3 separate regions of the Homo sapiens genome follow, and regions 2 and 3 are each linked to region 1. A link is an interaction called in ENCODE POLR2A ChIA-PET data of the cell type or tissue named here. Cell type or tissue: OCI-LY7. All regions are shown on one strand. Links, peaks and the distances in the headings refer to the core of each region. The heading gives the core; the rest is flanking DNA.

Region 1 (5,014 bases), core at 303-4,302:
AATCTAGAATTCTTTTGCTAGTGAAGTGTAAAAGTGTGAGGCCAAAATACAGATATCTTCAACTATGCAAAGAGTCAAAATGTTTTACCCCCTAAAGCGGTATTCTAAAAAGGATTACTCAAGGAAGGCAAAATTAAAAAAAAAAAAATCAGAGAAGAAAGATGTGGGATATAAGAGGCAGTGGTAAGCAAAAAAGAAGTATGATTTACAGGTAAGTTTAAATACTACATAAGATGAAAGAAAATGTTTAAATCTGGCACTAAAATTCTAAGTAATTGCAACATTCATGGGGCAGAGTAGAATATACTAAGGACATGCTAAGCCTCTTTTTATGTTCAGGAGAGGACAGTTATTGATTAATTCTAAAGTAATAAAAAATGTTTGGTTACAACTTAAAATTTTAAGAGTAACCACTGGAATAATAGAAACAGGATATATAACTTTCATTTTTTTCTTCAATTGTCTGAAAAATGGAAAACTTAATGAGAGACAGAAATTGAAAATAAAAGAATGGAAAAAGGTACATACGTGGCAAAAAAAAAAAATGAGTCCTGGTATTCAAAGCAAAATTATTAAATGAGAAAAACAAGTATTTATTGTATTGATAAAAGGTATAATTCGGCAATAAGATATTTGAAGTAAACCTTTGTATATCTAAATAGTTTTGAAATATAAAAAGTAATAACTTCTAGAGATGCAAAAAGGAGAAACTGATAACTACATAATTAAAGTGGGAGACTAACACACTTCTCTGAAATTGATAGACCAAGGAATCAAATATAGTAAGAAAATAGAGAAGCCGATAACACAATGAACCTCTGTGATCTCGCTGAGATGTACAAAACTGCATATTCAACTGAAAATACATATTTTTTTAAACACTCATGGAAAGTTTATAAAAATTGATCATTTATTAGCAAAATACCCCATGATCATAAATTATAAAGGGGAGAAGTCAATTACACAGGCCTACACCTTTGGTAATAACTGGAAAGGTAATCAAGGGCCTGCTTTAAAATACATATATTAGACACAAATTGCCTATGGATCAGCTCTCCAAGATTTCAAGGAAATCTCTATGTTAAATAAACTCTTTCATATCATAAAAAAGGTAAAACACTTGCCAACTATTTCTACAAAACCAGATTAATAGACCCTAACATCAAAACCAGATATAAAGAGCAGAAAGGATGGAATTCTAATATCAAGAAATCTATTAACGTTATTTTTCATTACATATTTCATTACATATTCATTAAAATATTAAAGAAAATAAACCAACCAATCAACTCAGCATATGCTAAAAGAACATTTGATAAATTCTCATCCACTACTGAGAAAGCATAAAACAACAAAACTCCTCGCAAGCTAGAAATGGAAAAGTTCTGAGCCTGGTCAACACTTACTTATCTCTTACCTTCGAGCTGGTAGGTTGACACCTGCCGCTAGGGTAGATGTGCAGGTAAAAAGACAGAGCACTCCTGTGGAGTAGGCCTCCTCCAAGAGTTTCCTTTCATCACTTGTTAAGCCACTGTGGTGATAGGCAACTCCAAATGGGATAGTGCGCTTTAAAACAGGACACAGGTTGCCATTGCCAATATTCTTCAAGTTCTTAATCACCTCACATTTTTCTTTCTCCTTATGTTTCAGATATTCCCTATGAAAAAGATCTGTTAGAAATATGAGCCCTTGATCTTTTAGTGACAAAATTTCTACCATTTTCATTTTAGTAGATGCTAATGTAAACATTCTTTAATGTACTATTTCCATTGAGTTAAGTACATTAAATGTTCTTAGAATTTTGATTCTGACTTCATTAACTATTAGGCAGTCTCTCAATCTTTTTGTGGATTACAGAACCCTGTGAAAATCTTATCAAAACTAAGGAAAGGCGAAATGCGATGGCTCATGCCTGTAATCTCAGCACTTTGGGAGGTAGAGGCAGAAGGATTGCTTGAGCCCAAGAGTTCAAGATCAGCTTGGGCAGTGAAGCAAGACCACCTCTACAAAAAATAACAAAAATTAGCCGGGCATGGTGGTGCATGCACCTGCAGTTCCAGGCTATGGGGGAGGATGAGGTGGGATGATTGCTTGAACCCGGGAGTTTGAGGTTGCAATGAGCTATGAACCTACCAGCCTGGGTGAAAGAGCAAAGCCTTGTCTAAAAAAAAAAAAAAAAAAAAGGAAAAATATAACTATTTACATAAATACAACACTTTACATATAATTTCAGAGGGTTCGTGGATTTCCTAAAATTCATTCCTGTACTTCCTTTGAATCCATGGACACCAGGTTTAGACCTTTGCTCTGGATGTTATAACTGTTTTTTTCTTTATAACATATATCTTTATAGGGGATAGTTTTTTTAAAGACATAAATTTTCTTTTCTGAAGATGGAAACATACATATTATTAAATCATACTTCCATGGTAAAACACTGCCTAAACACTTGCACTTTAGAAACTTCACATCCTACAATGTTTCCATCACTTAGCCAGTGTCTCCATCTTATTACCTTGAATTACTCTAAGAAAATGAATGATTTACTGAGAATTTTTTTAATGATAATTTAATTTCCTTAAGCTTTTATAATCAAAATCATTGTAAAAGCAGACTGTTACCAAAATGAGCAACTCCTTCATCTTATTCCAAACATTTTTATATTTTGCTATTCAATAAATTTAAGTCTATCTTAGACCAATCCATGATAGTAGGATTGAAAGAGGAGGTAGAGGTTGACTAGATTAGCATTCAGGTTAATAGACTATGAATAGTGATACAGCATTAGCTAAGGGGCTGAAAGAAATCTCAGAAAATGATAAAACCACACATGGGACAAACAGGTGTATAAAAAACTGAACTGTTAGTAGTTAAAGTAACTTCATACTTATCTCTATGAATACGACAGAGCCAATATTAAGATACTACAAAATTATAAGACAACACATTTCTTACTCAGGAAATTATATCCAAATGTCCATACAACTAAGTGTGAAGTTTACTAAGAAAACAAAGGCAGGCCAGGCGCAGTGGCTCACGCCTGTAATTCCAGCACTTTGGGAGGCTATGGGGGGCGGATTGCTTGAGCTCAGGAGTTCGAAACCAGCCTGGGCAACATGGTGAAATACTATCTCCATGAAAATTACAAAAAATTAGTTGGGAGTGGTGGTGTGTGCCTGTAGTCCCAGCTACTTGGGAGGCTGAGGTAGGAGGATCACTTGAGCCCAGGAGACAGAGGCTGCAGTGAGCTAGCTGAATTTGTGCTACTGCATTCCAGCATAGGTGACAGAGTGAGACCCTGTCTCAGGAAAAAAAAAAAAAAAAAAGGAAAAGAGAAAAAAAGGCAATGGAAGATACAATTCATTTCCACAGTGGTAACAGTGATTAGTCCTTTGACTGACTAAGCCAGTTGTTCCTGTCCTTGGCTATATGTTGGACTTGCCTGGGGAGCTTTACAAAATGATATCTGGGTGTCACTCCCAGAGATTCTGATTTGTCTAAGATGTAGCCTGGACTTTGGAATTTTTAAAAGCCTCCAAGATGATTCACTATGCACCCAAGGTTTTGAATCACTGACCTAATATTACTTAACATTCTCATACATATAGTCTTAGGGTTTTGTCTTTTTTTTTTCCTTTTCTTTTTGAGACTGAGTCTCCCTCTGTCACCCAGGCTGGAGTGCAATGGTGTGGTCTCAGCTCACTGCAACCTCTGCCTCCCAGGTTCAAGTGATTCTCCCGCCTTAGCCTCCCGAGTAGCTAGGACTACAGGTGCACGCCACCACACCCAGCTAATTTGGTATTTTCAGTAGAGACAGGATTTCACTATGTTGGCCAGGCTGGTCTTGAACTCCTGACCTCATGATCCGCACACCTTGGCTTCCCAAAGTGCTGGGATTACAGGCATGAGCCACCGTGCCTGGTCTTCTTTTTTTTTTTTGATGGAGTCTCGCTGTGTCACGCAGGCTGGAGTGCAGTAGTGCGATCTCAGCTAACTGCAACCTCCGCCTCCCGGGTCCAACAGATTCTCATGTCTCAGCCTCCCCAGTAGCTGGGATTATAGGTGCAAGGCACCACACCCAGCTAATTTTTTGTATTTTTAGTAGAGATGGGGTTTCACCGTGTTGGCCAGGCTCGTCTCAAACTCCTGACCTCAAGTGATCCACCCACCTCGGCCTCCCAAAGTGCTGGGATTACAGGCATGAGCCATGGTGCCCAGCCACCTTAGAATGTTTCTCTGGCTATTTCACATGTGATTTTTCACAGTTAAAATTTCTTTCTTCAAGGTCAAGGCCTTCAGTATACTAAAACAACTTAATATGATGTTTTGCAAGGCATAATTAGTGTTTGCCCAATAAAATTAATACATAGTCTGTAATTCCTAATAAAAATAAAACAGGCTATTTAAAAAATATTAACATACTTGCTTAAAAATTTGCATATCATTTCTGCTACATTTTCACAGTTCTTCTTACTAGGACAAAAAACTAAGCAGGAATAATTGGGAATAACTTCTGTCACCAATGCTACCAAGTGATCAGGATCCATCTTTTTTAGGGTATCAGAATACTGCAAAACAACAAGATGTAGGAACAAAGTGGTTAGTAAACATGAAACCCTGTCAATTTTTTACCAGTGTGATTTGAAAGGTAAATAAACCATCTATAATTCTAAACTTCTAATTTAATAAATCTGATCATTTAAAAGAAAAGATGAAATCTATATTAAACATCAAAATGTTCAATCTCACTTTTCTTTTAGGTTATTATGATTTTCTTAGGTCTAGTTAGTCTAAAAAAAAACCTAGAATTAAACAAGTGAATTAAAGAAAATTAAAGAAGTGAAAATAGTTAATGTTATTAATAGCCTCACTACATGCCCATCTCCACCACAGCAGAACAAAAAAGTCCACAGAGAGAAACACAGATTGATCCTAATAATAGTTAACGGACTGTGTAAATAAGACATGCCCTTTACAACCATTAAGTTTTCAAAAACACAGATTCAATCATACT
Region 2 (5,014 bases), core at 549-4,548, 65 kb before region 1:
CATCAGGTGCTCCCGTCACCCTTGCCTCCCAGCTGCTGTGACTCTGGGCTGATGGACTCCACAGCTGCCCTGTTGCTGGAGAACTGCCCTCAGCCACACAGGAGCTGCCTTGGACCTGACCTCCCCAGGAGGCTCTGCCACATTCTCATCCATCTGCCCCTGGTCTGATGACTGACTCACAGGGAAGGAAAAAAACCCAGCCCGCTCTCCTCAAAGAAACTGACTCAGTGTGGCCATTTGTGCTCCAGAGCACCTTCATGGGGTTAGACTGAAGACAGGCTGCAGCTGAGACCACTTCCTCACTTAGCTTTATCCTCCATGCCATCCTGCATTCCTCACTCTGCTTCTCCTGAGAGCATCCACTAGTGAAGCACTGAAACAAGAACTTACATCTCAGGCTCTGGTTCTTGGGAACCCAATTACATTTAGAGCTCTAACTCAGAGCATGGCAGAACTGAGCAGAAAGAAGGGAGACCTTCAGGGCAGCAGCAAAGAGGACAATGGGATAAGACAGAACTAGAGCAAAGAGGACATGGGATAAGACAGAACTAGGACATGAGCCTTATTCCTGTATCCCAAACTCAGCAATCACAGTTTACTTCTCCCCTGCTGGGGAAGAGTGGGTGCAGGGCGAGAGAGAGGCAGGGGTATTATGATTGTGGAGCTCACCTCAGCTGCACGAAAGAGAACACCAGGAAGGGGGACAAGGCATCACAGTGTCTAACAATGTGACACTGTTGTATTCATTTCCTAGGGCTGCTGTAATGAAGTGTCACCAACTGGATGGCTTAAAACAATAGAAATATATTCTCTCACAGTTCTGGAGGCTAGAATTCCAAAATCAAAGTGTCAGTGGAGACATCCTTGACTCTCAGACACATCACTCCAGTCTCTGCCTCTGTGATCACGTGATATTCTCCCGCTGTGTCTTCACATCATCTTGTCAACCTAAAAATCATCCAAAGGGTCAGAGTCTAGTTTAAAGAGTTTGCGCAGGCCGGGCACAGTGGTTCATACCTGTAATCCCAGCACTTTGGGAGGCTGTAGCGGGAGGATCACCTGAGCTCAGGAGTTTGAGACCAGCCTGAGCAACATGGTGAAACCCTGTCTCCACCAAAAATACAAAAATTAGCTAAGCATGGTGGTACACACCTGTAGTCCCAGCTACTTGGGAGGCTGAGGTGGGAAGATCATCTGAGCCCAGGGAATTCCAGGCTGCAGTGAGCCATGATCATGCCACTGTACTCCAGCCTGGGTGACAGGAGAAGACCCTGTCTCAAAAATCAGAAAACAAACAAACAAAAAAGAGTTTGTTCAAATGCAAAGTTTGAGGACAGCTACTGAGAAAACACAGATTCCAAAGAATGAAAGTCAGTGTTCTGAAGTGTAGAAGTTTAGGATCATTTATTTAGACAAAACATAGAGAAGCATAACAGAATTTCAGTATCTTTCTACATGAGGCTTAGTGCATAGTTACAATGATTGGATTAGTTGAGGTAGTCTTTTTTCTCAGGAAAGGTATATTTAACATTCCACACTGAAGAGGTAACAGTCACGGGGTCTTCTGCATCATTTGGTCTGTTTTAGATATGGGACAATGAAGGAAGAAGTTAATCTATAACAAAAACCACTGATTGGAAGGGGAGGGGCCTGGTTTCTGGTCTTTTCTAGTCATTAATGGAACATTTATGGAAAAGAGTTAATCTATAATCTAAGAAACAGAAGTTGTAAACATGTTCTGTGTCTCAGTCTCCAGGGCTTAACTTTCCCCTGGGCATAATAAATTTAGAGGATCCTGAAATTTTATTTTCTTTTACAGTTTTTTCTGTTTCTTTTCTTTTCTTTTCTTTTTTTTTTTGAGCTAGAGTCTCACTCTGTCACCCAGGCTGGAGTGCCATGACGCGATCTCGGCTCACTGCAACCACTGCCTCCCAGGTCAAGCGATTCTCCTGCCTCAGTCTCCTGAGTAGCTGAGATTACAGGCATGCACCACTATGCCCAGCTAATTTTTTTGTATTTTTAGTAGAGACAGGGTTTCACCACGTTGGCCTGGCTGGTCTCGAACCCCTGACCTCAAGTCATCCTTCTGCCTCGGCCTCCCAAAGTGCTGGGATTACAGGTGTGAGCCACTGTACCTGGCCACTTTTTCTTCTGCTAATCTGTCTTTTGTTGGTTTAATTCACAGGCCTCAACTACAGAACATAAGAGGGAAGAGGAAAAAGCTTTTTCCTCCCCTACAAAGTCTTTGGAAAAGAGCCTATTTTTTTCATTCGTGGCTGTGACTTGACTATGTACAAATACAAACGTCTTGGAGTATTTTCTTAACAAGGATGGATGATTCTACCAAGAATGGTATGATCATTATTACTCTCATCAGCTTCCAGCAACTTCTGTACTATGTCTGAACCACAGGTGTCCACAGTGACCCTGTCTCCTTTACACAGGACTAACAACAGCACATTTAAGTGCATTAATATTACAAGAAAAACCTGGAATTGTATAGAAAAATGTTCCCACAAAGTGGGAGGGAGCCAAGAAACCAAAGAATTATTCAGAGAAGTCCAGCTTTGGCAAGTAGATGTGTTTATTAAGATTTACCTACAGGGCACTCCTGGACAGCAGCAGGACTGCTCTAGAGATCTGTGCCACCTCCCATCTCTGAACTATCTTTAAGCTGATTTTCTGGCTCTTTGTCTACCGTGTTTGAGTGATGAGACTGTTTTTCTTGGTAGGTTCTCAGATACTCCTCAGGATGCTTAGGTTCTCAGGGATACCTGTTGCCTCAGCTGCACAGCATGGCCTTGGCTCACTACCTGGCCTTCGAGGTTCCAGCAGCAGGCATGCACCCTTCAGTAACCTGGTGCAGGACCCATCACACTACAATTAAAATGTGTATGTGGGAAGAATGCAACCCAAAGGGTTAGCATGAGTTATTTCCTGATGAGGAAATGTTTTAATGAACCTTTTTTTGGCTTTTCTTTATTTTCTACATTTTCAGCAGTGAATATTAGTTTTATGATACGAAAGCTCTTTCCTCTTAATAAATATTAATTTAAAAACAAAAAAATTAAAAGTTACAAGACAGGCAATATCCTCTAGATCACTCTTTTGCTAGTATTTTTGTCTTTTTTTAACCTTCAGTCCAGATTTGACATTGCTGTTGAAGCACTTACAAGTGTTCAGCATTCCTTGCTCTTTGGATGGCTATGTAGGTAGCAGAAGGGAAGGTCTTTCTTTGGGATTTTGCAGTCTCTGCAGGGGTTCAACATTTGCCTCCCAACCTGAATCAGAGCTTATTTTATTTTAGTTTTTTGCAATTGCACAGCTAATCACTACTTCTTATGTAAGCTCAGCTATGGGAATTATTTTTATTAAGCATAGCTCCTATTCATGAAGGATAGAATAATTTTTTAAAAAAGAAATTAGTACAATGGTGTAGGGAAGAAAGAGTAATATTTTTTCCTTGCTTGTTGCAAGGTTCATGACTTACGCCCCATAACAAAAACAAATTAACAAGGGAAAAGTGTAACAAATTTATTTAACCAAAGTTTTATGTGACATGGCAGCCTTCAGAAATGAAGAACCCAAAAATGGAGGAAACTGTGCACTTTTCTGTTTAGGTTTGATGAAGAGTAGATACTTGTGGAGAAACATGATTGGATAAGGGGGTATGATCTAACAGTAATAAACTGGGGGACTTAACAAGGGCTGTGTGTTCAGATTTATCTTGGTGTCTCTGTGTGTTCATTCCCTTTCTCTGGCTGTCACACGAAGGTCTTATGACTGAGAAACAAAAAAGAAATCCTAAGTCCCCCAACTGACTGAAGGGACCCTCTCTTGGCCAAGAGGACCCCAGAGAAACTTTGAACACTGAGTTCCTGGACATGACAGGACAGAAAGTCAGACACGCCTTGTATTAGTTCGTTTTCATGCTGCTAATAAAGACGTGCCCAAAACTGGGAACAAAAAGAAGTTTAATTGGACTTACAGTTCCACATGGCTGGGGAGGCCTCAGAATCATGGTGGCAGGTGAAAGGAACTTCTTACTTGGCAGTGGCAAGATAAAAATGAGGAAGAAGCTAAAGCAGAAACCCCTGATAAACCCATCGGATCTTGTGAGACTTATTCACTATCACAAGAATAGCATGGGAAAGACTGGCCCCCATGATTCAATTACCTCCCCATGGGTCCCTCCCACAATATGCGGGAATTCTGGGAGATAAAATTCAAGTTGAGATTTGGGTGGGGACACAGCCAAACTATATCAAACCACCACTGGCCCCTCCAAATCTCATGTCCTCACATTTCAAAACCAATCATGCCTTCCCAACAGTCCCCCAAAGTCTTAACTCATTTCAGCATTAACCCAAAAGTCAACAGTCCAAAGTCTCACCTGAGACAAGGCGAGTCCCTTCCACCTATAAGCCTGTAAAGTCAAAAGCAAGCTAGTTATTTCCTAGATACAATGGGGGTACAGGTATCGGGTAAATACAGCTGTTCAAAATGGGAGAAATTTACCAAAACAAAGGGGTTACAGGGCCCATGCAAATCTGAAATCCAGCATGGAAGTCACATTTTAAAGCTCCAAAATGATCTCCTTTGATTCCAGGTCTCACATCCAGGTCATGCTGATGCAAGAGGTGGGTTCCCATGGTCTTGGGAAGCTCCACCCTTGTGGCTTTGCAGGGTACAGCCTCCCTTCTGGCTGCTTTCACAGGCTGGCATTGAGTGTCTGCAGCTTTTCCAGGTGCATTGTGCAAGCTGTTGGTGGATCTACCATTCTGGGGTCTGGAGGATGGTGGCCTTCTTCTAACAGCTCCACTAGGCAGTGCCTCAGGAGGGACTCCGCATGGGGGCTCTGACCCCACATTTCCTTTCTGCACTGCCCTACCAGAGGTTCTCCATGAGGGCCCCATCCTTGCAGCAAACTTTTGACTGCACATCCTGGCATTTCCATACGTCTTCTGAAATCTAGGCGGAGTTTCCCAAACCTCAATTCATGACTTCTGTGCAC
Region 3 (5,014 bases), core at 549-4,548, 140 kb after region 1:
ACTATGTTGGCCAGGGTGGTCTCGAACTCCTGATCTCAGGTGATCCACCCGCCTTGGCCTCCCAAAGTGTTGGGATTACAGGCGTGAGCCACTGTGCCCAGCTTGGGAGAACTCTTAAAGGTAATCTTTTTTTTCTGATTAAAAAAAAATTGAGGTATAATTTGCATCTGTTACAATGCACATATTCAGTGTTCAGATACATGATTTTTTACATATTTGTAGGCTCATGTGATTACCCCAATCGAGCTAAAGAACACATTTATGATCTCAAAGTTCTCTTAAGCCCCTGCTCAGTATCTGCCCTTCATCTCTCAGTCCCAGTGGTACTCTCTCTTCTGATTTCTGTCATCGTCTGTTTTTACTGTTTTTGACATTTACATAAATGAAATCATACATTATATATTCTTTGTGTCTGTTTTTGTTCCCACTCTGTATAATAGTTGTGAGATTTCTCCATGTTGCATGAATCAGTGGATTTTTAAAAATAATTGCTATGGAGTATTCCTTTATATAATACCAATAGTTTGTTTATTTATTATAATGTCGATTGATAATTGGGTTAGTTCCAGTTTTTAGCCATTAGGAATAAAGCTGCTATAAACATTGTACAGACATTCTTATGACTGTCTGTGCCATAGGGTAAGCAAGTATTTGTTGAACTTTATTAGAAACTGCTACATGGTATTCTAAAATGTTTGTGCACTCTCAGCAGCAAAGTTTGAGAGTTCCAGTTGGTCCCTAGCATCTCCAGCACTTGGTATTTTTGGCCTTTTAAAATTTTAGCCATTTTTGTGGGTATGTAGTAGTATCTCATTATAGTTTTAAAAATAACATCTTAAGTATTTTTCTCAATGTAAGTATTTTTCAACAAAGTATATATACTTTGTTGAAAAATTAGACATTGCAGAAGTATAAATAAGTTAAAAATCAGCCATATGAAATACTTATTAATCAGAAAAAGCCTAATATTTTAATGTATTTCCTTATAGTTTTCCCCCACTCATATATATATGTGTATATATATATATACACACACACATATATATACACACACATATATATATATACACGCATATATATATATGTGTATATACACATATATAGTTTTGTTGTTGTTGTTTGAGATGGAGTCTCCCTCTTTTATCCAGGCTGGAGTGCAGTGGTGCCATCTCGGCTCACTGCAATCTCTGCCTCCCGGGTTCAAGCAATTCTCCTGTGTCAGCCTCCCAAGTAGCTGTGAGTACAGGTGCCTGCCATCACACTGACTAATTTTTGTGTTTTTTGTAGAGACGGGGGTTTCACTATGTTGGCCAGGCTGGTCTCAGACTCCTGACCTCAGGTAATCCACCCCCGTTGTCCTCCCAAAGTGCTGGGATTACAGATGTGAGCCACTGCGCTTGGCTTCATATATATATTTTAAAATGTAGCTGACATTTTAGTTTAATATATCTGGGAGTGGGCCCTGGTGTCTGTTTTTTAAAAGATTCCACAGAGAATTATGGAATGCAGCCAAGCTTGAGAACCACTGAGTTAGCTCAACCCTTTTCTCTCCCTTTCCCTTATAACTTAGTATCTTGTCTGGTGCCTGTCACTCTTTATATATTGACTAACTGAATGAATGAGCAAATGGTTTATTAAAATTTAGATGAGGAAATTGATCCTCAGCTAAGCTGATATCTCCAACAAATTTCTTAAGTGCATTTTTAAGCATAGTATTAATTTTTTAAAAGTAGAAAGAATAGTACAATTAGTCACCTTATACCCATCACCCAAATTCAACAGTTATCAAGAATTTGCTACATCTATTCTTTTTTTTCAGGTTTTCCTTTGTGTAAGTATTTTTCAATTAAAAAAATTAATTACAGAAGCAATATATGAGCAATGTAGAAAGGTAGAGAACACCAATAAGTAATTAGAAATACCATAGTCTCATCTTCATGTATATCCTTTTATGAAAGTATTTTAAAGTTAATTCCAGATATCATATCCTTTTACATACTTCAGGACACACCTCAAAAAATAGACTTTTTGAAAAATATAACCCTAATGCCATTATTACGCTTAACTAAATTAATAACAATATAAAAATTTAAAAATGTTTGGGAAGGGAAGCAGTGATAATCAGGATCACAAAGGAGTCGCTGTGAAATGAGCTTAGCCAAGTGGCCTAACTTACGTCCTGGAAATCTTAACTTAACTAATGGCTTAGGGAATGGTTTGGATTTGGTATATCTAGAGGTTAGCCTTGCAGTGTTACAGCTACGTTATTGTGAGAAAAGGTGGCAAAACGTGGACTGGAAATCTGTGCAGTTAGGTGACTATGTTGTTGATGCAGTAATTAACATATTAACATATCTAGTGATTAATGAACTGTAGAAGGACAAGATGGAGATCAGTTGTATATTCCTGGGATCTGTCCTTGGTACTAGCTTGTTAAGATGGTATAATGATCTTTTATTTTATTTTATTTATTTATTTATTTTGAGATGGAGTTTCACTCTGTCACCCAGGCTGGAGTGCAGTGGCGTGATCTTGGTTTGGTTCACTGCAACCTCCTCTTCCTGTGTTCAAGTGATTCCCTACCTCAGCCTCCTGAGTAGCTGGGACTACAGGTGCTTGCCACTATGCCTGGCTAATTTTTGTATTTTTAGTAGAGATGGGGTTTCACTATATTGGCCAGGCTGGGTCCAAGTGCCTCACCTCAGGTGATCTGCCCACCTCAGCCTCCCAAAGTGCTAGGATTACAGGCATGAGCCACTGCACCTGGCCTTAATGATCTTTTTAGTCTTTACATCTAGGTGATTGCTTGAGCATGGGCCAGGCCTCTTCCTTGACATTGAATATTTCTGTTCTTTAATCCCAGTAATACTGGTCCATCTCATTCCCCAATGTATACATACAGTTGGTCATTATACTACCTTATCGTGGTCTCTTCTTTAATCACACTAATCACATTTATGGGTCAGGAAGGAAGTTGGAGATGGTAGGGAAGGATCTAGGCCTGGCTTCTTTGCCAAGGATCTGAGCCCCTCAGAGGAGCTTCTCATGCCAGGAAAAGGACACTACCACCAATAATTGGTGCTGGAACAGGTAAACTCCTCCCTGCCCAATTTTAAAATAATAGCATACATAGACAGGAGTGTGAAATAAGTATACAACTTCATGCATTTTCTAAAATGAACTTGCTTGTATACCTCTCATCTAGGTCAATAAATTGAACATTACCAGTACCCCAGAACATTCCCCCAAGGCCCCCTTCCAGTCTCTATGGGATTTAGGACTATATTTTTGTCAATTCCAAACTAGATTTAATTAAAACATTTCCTATAGAAACAGTGTTAAGAGAGACTTTCTATTTCATGCTATTACTAATCTGTGATCACCTGTTTTTAAGTGAGTTAGGCTTATGACTGGGTGGGGTTCTTGCTCACACAGACCACTTCAATCAAGGCTTCCATGAGAAAGTGTTTTGAATGCTGAAGGTTTTGCTGCTGTGTTTGGAACACAGGCCATTGGTAGATTAAGGGTCTACTTCTGTATATAAGCTACTGTATCTTCTTTGGTCTGCAGTAGACCCTGATTTTCTTAACTGCTTGCTTAGGAAGTTTGCTTTACAACTGGAGGACAGAAAAACTAGTGTGATTTATAAATGGACTGTTATTCTAAGAGTTCACTCAGCTAATTTAGAGTTAATTATGTTTGAGATGGTTTCAACTTCTGCCTTCATTTCCACAGGCCTTTCGTATCTGGTATTATTTATGTACAAGTGACTTGCTAAAGGCACAGGGGCACAGGGCAGCTTGTGCAATTAATCGCTTGTGTGAGATAGACAGTTGTAATTTTATCTTCATCCAAGCATGGACTGTGTTGGCTTGGTGAAAGCATTTGGTGTAAGAACAAAGTTCAAACGTTTATGGCTTTACCCTTTTAAAGCTGACTTGTAAAGTAAAATGAATTTTTTTTTTTTTTTTTTTTTTTTTTTTTTTTTTTTTTTTTTTTTTTTTTTTTAGAATTAGAGTTTTACCAATTTAAGAACTGTGGGCTGCTTTGAAGGATCAGGATTAACTTATTAAAAATAATGAGATTGCTTTAATGATAACAAAACTAATGTAATAATTGAATCTGTGTCAGCTAATCTGATATGTGTTTATTTCTATGTATTTTGAAGACTTTTGGTCTACTCCCGAACATTTCTTTCTTTTTTTTTTTTTTGTTTTTTTTTTTTTGAGACGGAGTCTCGCTATCGCCCAGGCCGGAGTGCAGTGGCGCGATCTCGGCTCACTGCAGGCTCCGCCCCCTGGGGTTCACGCCATTCTCCTGCCTCAGCCTCCCAAGTAGCTGGGACTACAGGCGCCCGCCACCTCGCCAGTCTAATTTTTTGTATTTTTAGTAGAGGTGGGGTTTCACCGTGTTAGCCAGGATGGTCTCGATCTCCTGACCTCGTGATCCGCCCGCCTCGGCCTCCCAAAGTGCTGGGATTACAGGCGTGAGCCACCGCGCCCGGCCAACGGACATTTCTTGATGCCAAAACAAGTATTTCCTCTCTTCCTTTCTAATCTGTAATTTGAGGCCTAACGCATAGTGAGTGTTCCCTATATGTTGATTGAATTGAATATTTTTTCCTGTCAGAGCTTATATTTAGGTAAATTGGATCTGTAACTCAGACCCTCAATAGTCAACATATCTCAGGAGAAAGTAACATTATGTTTTCAGTCATGCTCCTTTTGACACCTAATTTTATTTTATTTATTTATTTTTTTTGAGAGGGAGGCTTGCTCTGTCGCCCAGGCTGGAGTGCAGTGGTGCGATCTTGGCTCACTGCAAGCTCCACCTCCCGAGTTCACACCATTCTCCTGCCACAGCCTCCCCAGCAGCTGGGACTACAGGTGCCCACCACCACGCCTGGCTAATTTTTTTTGTATTTTTAGTAGAGACGGGGTTTCACTGTGTTAGCCAGGATGGTCTCGATCTCCTGACCTCGTGATCCACCCGCCTCGGCCTCCCACAGTGCTGG

The links. Peaks named below come from ENCODE experiments on the same cell type or tissue, not always from the same donor. Only the 100,000 strongest peaks of a DNase experiment are listed, where the experiment ranks them.
Region 2: POLR2A ChIA-PET joins it to region 1 with 5 read pairs; 5 of 35 experiments call an interaction of 5 or more read pairs at or near these places.
Region 3: POLR2A ChIA-PET joins it to region 1 with 6 read pairs; 2 of 35 experiments call an interaction of 5 or more read pairs at or near these places.

What each region holds. Positions count from the first base shown.
Region 1 is chr4:83,435,441-83,440,454 of GRCh38, forward strand. It overlaps HELQ (helicase, POLQ like), which reads right to left. Exons shown (of 18, transcript NM_133636.5): 8 at 4,423-4,568; 9 at 1,418-1,657. Among named protein-coding and RNA genes, the nearest start is that of HELQ, 18 kb to the right of the region's middle. In OCI-LY7, for the core only: a CTCF peak has its summit at 1,661; DNase peaks (open chromatin) are centred at 1,461 and 2,021; H3K4me3 peaks cover 2,604 bases; H3K27ac peaks cover 4,000 bases.
Region 2 is chr4:83,370,526-83,375,539 of GRCh38, forward strand. No RefSeq gene overlaps it. Among named protein-coding and RNA genes, the nearest start is that of HPSE, 38 kb to the left of the region's middle. In OCI-LY7, for the core only: no CTCF peak of the experiment used is centred there; no DNase peak of the experiment used is centred there.
Region 3 is chr4:83,570,670-83,575,683 of GRCh38, forward strand. All of the region lies in intron 2 of GPAT3 (glycerol-3-phosphate acyltransferase 3), which reads left to right. Among named protein-coding and RNA genes, the nearest start is that of GPAT3, 37 kb to the left of the region's middle. In OCI-LY7, for the core only: no CTCF peak of the experiment used is centred there; no DNase peak of the experiment used is centred there.